Linked DNA regions of Homo sapiens: region 1 is linked to region 2. Evidence: read pairs that join two places in POLR2A ChIA-PET (ENCODE). Cell type or tissue: HepG2. All regions are shown on one strand.

What was found. Peaks named below come from ENCODE experiments on the same cell type or tissue, not always from the same donor. Only the 100,000 strongest peaks of a DNase experiment are listed, where the experiment ranks them.
Region 1: POLR2A ChIA-PET joins it to region 2 with 5 read pairs; 3 of 35 experiments call an interaction of 5 or more read pairs at or near these places.

Annotation. Positions count from the first base shown.
Region 1 is chr11:622,039-624,538 of GRCh38, reverse strand. CDHR5 (cadherin related family member 5) reads left to right here. Exons shown (of 15, transcript NM_021924.5): 3 at 276-326. Among named protein-coding and RNA genes, the nearest start is that of CDHR5, 1.7 kb to the left of the region's middle. In HepG2, no CTCF peak of the experiment used is centred here; no DNase peak of the experiment used is centred here; H3K4me3 peaks cover 90 bases.
Region 2 is chr11:853,610-856,109 of GRCh38, reverse strand. All of the region lies in intron 3 of TSPAN4 (tetraspanin 4), which reads right to left. Among named protein-coding and RNA genes, the nearest start is that of TSPAN4, 12 kb to the right of the region's middle. RefSeq lists an enhancer at 1,090-1,603. In HepG2, no CTCF peak of the experiment used is centred here; no DNase peak of the experiment used is centred here.

The DNA.
Region 1 (2,500 bases), 230 kb after region 2:
CGGGATATGGGGGTCCCGGGAGAAGGGCACCTGCATCCTCAGGCCACACCTCCCTTGGGGGCCTAGGAGTTCTATGCCTGCGGGCATCCACTGACACCCATGCTTGGTGGTGCCTGCCCTAGAAGGCTGGGCCATTTCGGGATGAAGCTGCCTGGGCCCACACCCTCAGCACTGACCACTGATGATGGGGACCCTGGGCCAGCGCCTGCCCACTTGGCCTCAGTCTCCCCACCTGTGGGGCAGGACGGTGACTGCAGACCTGTCTACATCCACAGGAGAAGTCACTGCTTGAGGCTCAGCTGCTGTGTCAGAGCGGAGGCACATTGGTGAGTCCCCGCCCCGCTCTCCCCGCCCCACCCGGCCACCTCTGCTGGGCTCTGCCCTGCCGGTCCAGGACCAGTCTTTGATGACGTCAGCTAGGGTGTGGTTTCAAATTCCACCCCCCCGAGGGTGATGCCCACATTTCCTCCAGTCCAGACTCTGCCCTGAGCTGTGGAGTCCCCGTCACTGACCCCTTGTCCAGCAGACACCCCATCCAGTGTGCCCAAGACTCCCACCCACTCCCTCAACCATCCACAAGGGAGGCACCTTTATCCTGCCAGTCACGGGGACCACCTTGGTTCCCACTCGCCCTCCCTCCCCACGTGTCCCCCACAGCCCCCCACTGGTAAATCTGTTGGCTGTGCCCCAGCTCGACCCAGAAATCCAGAGTCTGTCCACCTCCAGTCCCATCAGGGCCGGGACACCAGCACTCATTTTGGGAAACTTCCAGCTGGCCCACCGGCTTCCCTGTTGCCCTTTGCTGGCCCCAGTCCACTCCACGTGGCAGAACAGCCCCTGTGGATGTTGTAAACCAAGGCTGCCCAGCCCACCCCAGCCCTCCACGGCTCCTTTCTCACCGAGTCAAACCCAGACATACTGTGCAGAGGCTCCACTGCAGCCTCAGGGCTCCCGCCAGGCACGCCCCTCCCTCACCGGCTCAGGACTGCAGTCTTCAGAGAAATCCCAACCACCCTATGCCCTGTTGCATCCCAGCCCCGCTCCCCCAACATCCTGCTTCTTGACCGGCGGCATTTTTTTCGGCTTTATTAAGGAAAATTGCAGAATCCTGAGGCCAGCACAGGCCCCCTCACCTACCAGCACACAGCAGGCTCTGTGCCCTCCATGCACCACGGCACGTCACCTGCACATATCTTGGGATATGTCTCTGAAAGAGAGAGACTCTTTTTTGAGACAGAGTCTCACTCTGTCACCCAGGCTGGCGTGCAGTGGAGCGATCTCGGCTCACTGCAACTTCCGCCTCCCGGGTCCAAGCGATTCTCCTGCCTCAGCCTCTTGAGTAGCTGGGATTACAAGCATGCGCCACCACGGCCGGCTAATTTTTGTATTTTTAGTAGCGACGGGGTTTCTCCATGTTGGTCAGGCTGGTCTCAAACTCCTGACCTCAGGTGATCTGCCCGCCTCGGCCTCCCAAAGTGCTGGGATTACAGGTGTGAGCCACCGTGCCCGGCTGACAATCCAGTTTCTTCACAAATAAATCTCCAGGAAAAAAGATGGGAGAAAGGGAAAGGTACAGATGAACAGAAACTCAGGAGAATTACCAACCAGGTCCATAATGTGGGCCCTGATTCAAACAAACAATTGTTAAAAAACCCTTCAGAGACCACGGGGAATGTGGCATCCTGGACATTTGAGGTAGAAAGTGACCGCTTTTCCCAGGTGTGACAACGACATTGTGGTTATGTTCTAAAAAGAAGAGTCCTGGCTGGGCGCCGTGGCTCACACCTGGAATCCCAGCACTTTGGGAGGCCGAGGCGGGTAGATCACCTGAGGTCAAGAGTTCGAGACCAATGTGGCCAAAATGGTGAAACCCCGTCTCTACTAAAAATACAAAAATTAGCTGGGCATGGTGGCAGGCACCTGTAATCCCAGCACTTTGGGAGGCCGAGGTGGGCAGAGGCCGAGGCAGGAGAATCGCTTGAACCTGGGAGGCAGAGGTTGCAGTGAGCCGAGATCACACCACTGTACTCCAGCCTGGGTGACGACAGAGCGAGACTGTATCCAAAAAAACCCAAAAACCAAAAAACAAAAACAAAAACCAAAAAAAAAAAAAAACAGAGAAAAGAAAATGGATTGTCTTTCCTCACCTGAGATTCTGCTGGCTGCATCCCCAAGTACCTGCATTATTTTTCTGTGGAGCACCTGCCACCTCCTGGCTTTATAAAGTCCTTTTTGTCTGTTGTTATAAGTCCTGCCAGGACAGGCACCACCAGGCAGAGATTTGTCTCTTGTGATCTCTGAATCCCAACGCCTAGAGCTGTGCAGCCCCTGTAGCCCCCCAACAACTGAATGAGCGAGTGGACGGATGGCCGTCGAGGGGTGCACCCCACTCACGGCGGGGACGGGTGGCCGTTGAGGGGTGCACCTCACTCACGGCGGGGACGGGTGGCCGTTGAGGGGTGCACCTCACTCACAGCAGGGACGGGTGGCCGTCGAGGGG
Region 2 (2,500 bases):
TTTCCAGTCTGGACAGCCCACCTGAGCCTCTTGGGCAGGTGCTGCGGGACGGCCCCCTTGAGCCTCCTGTAGGCCTTGGGCAGGGGTGCAGTCACTGGAGTCCATCGAGTATGCTCCCTCCGGGCCCACGGGGGCCACGCTGGCCAGCTCTCAGCCCTCAGCCCACTGCCCCTCTGGCCATGCGGCTTTGTGGCAGATGGCTGGGCTGCCAGCCACGTCCTTGGAATAGGATGGGGGGCTGGGTCCCTGCAGGGGCCAGGGCTCTGTCCAGACACAGGGATGCTAGCAGCCAGCACAGCCTCAGGACCCTCTGGGCTGGCGGGAACGTCCCCGTCATGGCTGGGATGCTGGTTTCCAGGGATGACAAGTCTGTCCACTTACAATCTGTGTGGCTCGCTGTGATTTGTTTCCTTAAAGCTGTGGGCCCTGAGCGACGTCCTGTTTCCACATCCCCATCTGTCCTCCGTTCCCTCACCCCTGACCCTAGGAGCTCTCCAAGGGACCCCAGGGCCCAGAGATGAGGAGACCAGCCCCACCCAGTGACCAAGGCCCACCCTGAGGCCAGTGTCCAAAGCAGGGAGAGCAGAACAGCCCTCGTCAGTGGGCACCTGCCCAGGGTGCCAATGCTGGCTCCTGCAGGGTGGGTAGGAGTTTGCTGGAGGCACAGGAATCCAGGAGGAGACTGTGACCCAGCGGGGCTGTGGGTGCAGCAGGGCTGCGTGGGAACAGCAAGGAGGTGGCCTGCCGTCATCAGGCCAGGACCACGGCTCACATCGCACAAGCGCGGCTGGAAGCCCAGGTCCCCCACGCTCACTCCCGTCCCCCTGCGTGGGCCTCCTGACTTCTCTGCCTGCCCCCTGCAGCCCTGGGCTGCCAATGCCACATCTCTGCCCCCAGAGACAGCCCTCTCCACACAGAGGCCCGGCCTGCCTGCCCTGCCGCCAGCTGGGACCTGGAACCTGCAGAGGCCCCGTGGAGCCAGGCCTGTGTCACTGGGTGGACAAGTCTGACCTACCCCCAACAGCACCAGAGCTGCCTGGAGCCCACAGCTGGGTAGGCAGTGTCCCCCGACCGACCGCTGCTGCTCCCCACCCACAGGGAGCCACACACTCCCCAAGGCTCAGACACGCTGTGGTTGCCAGCGTCAGGGCCTTTGTTCAGAAACGGATTGTTTCCGAACAATTGATCCAAAGGCTGGCCTGGGATGTTAAACTCCTCAAAGAGAGGCCTGGGAGCTGAAGGCAGAGCCCTCTGCCACCCTTGGGGACACTGTGCTGCCCAGAGGCCAGCGCCAGGCAGGCCGGCCATGCCATCTGCCAGACATCGTCTCAGCTCATCCCAGGGGAGGGGAAGCCAAGGCTGGCCCCCACTGCACCCCCTCCACCAGGCTCACTGCTGATCTTAGAGCAGAGGCCTCAAGCGCAGCCAGGACTTTCCTTTGGAACAACAGAGAGTGGGCAGTGAGGCTGAGGGGCCCCCACACCTCCAGGGTTGACAGCCCAGGCAGCGCAGAGCCAGGACAGCCCCCGTGCCCCTCCAGGCTGGGGCCCTGGACCACCTGGCTCCGAGACTCACACTGCCCACCTGGGGGGTCTCCCCGGGGATCAGCGCAGGTGGTGGGGAACTGAGAGGCCTCCCACATTTCCATTCAACCCCCGAGCCAGGCCAGTATATGGGGACCTCACCCTCTACCGCCCCACATGGTGCAGATGGGAAAATGAGGCCTCAAGGAGGGCAGAACCTGCCCGGCGTCCCGCACTGGCAGGTGGGACTCCAACCCCCACCCGGTCCCCCAGCCAGGCCCTAACCATACAGTGCGGAGACGGCCGGAGCTTCCACCAAGCTCCTGGTGCTGCGGGTGAAGAGAAAGGGGAGCAGCACCCACCCTGGGGAGCAGCGTCTGGAAGGAGCCGAGGCCAGGAGGGCGGGAGGACAGCCCTTCGTGGTGGCACCTTGCTAAATAGCTCGGCTGCCTCCATCCCTGACAGGCGGGAAGAGCAGGCCCCGTCCTCTCCCCTCCGCCCCGGGACCTCCACTTCCATTAGGGGAAGAGTGTCGCTGGCAGCAGCTGAGCTGACCAGGCAGCACAGAGGCCTGAAGGTGGGGGTCCCAGGGCAGCAGAGCCCCCCACGCCCTCACCATTGCTAACCTGTGTCTGTGTCGGCACCTGCCTTGGACCAGGACACCTCGCTCAGGCTCACGGGCCCTGCACCCAGCCTCCCCCGGAATGAGGCTCCCAGGAGACACCCCGGCCCCACCACAGGCAGCCTGCTTCCCACTCCCCAACCTCTGCAGGGAGGGCTCAAAGGAAGGCTCAGTGGCTGTGCCCCAGCGGAGCTGCCATCACCGGGTGAGGGCCTCTATTTGCTGAAGGCAGGTAGCATGTCCCCAGATGTCCATGGGGTTAGGAGTTGGCACCAGTGCTCTGAACTCTGAAGGCCCCACCGGGTCCCCCACCACCAGGCCAGGACACATCCTACCTCCCCACCCTGGCTGCCCC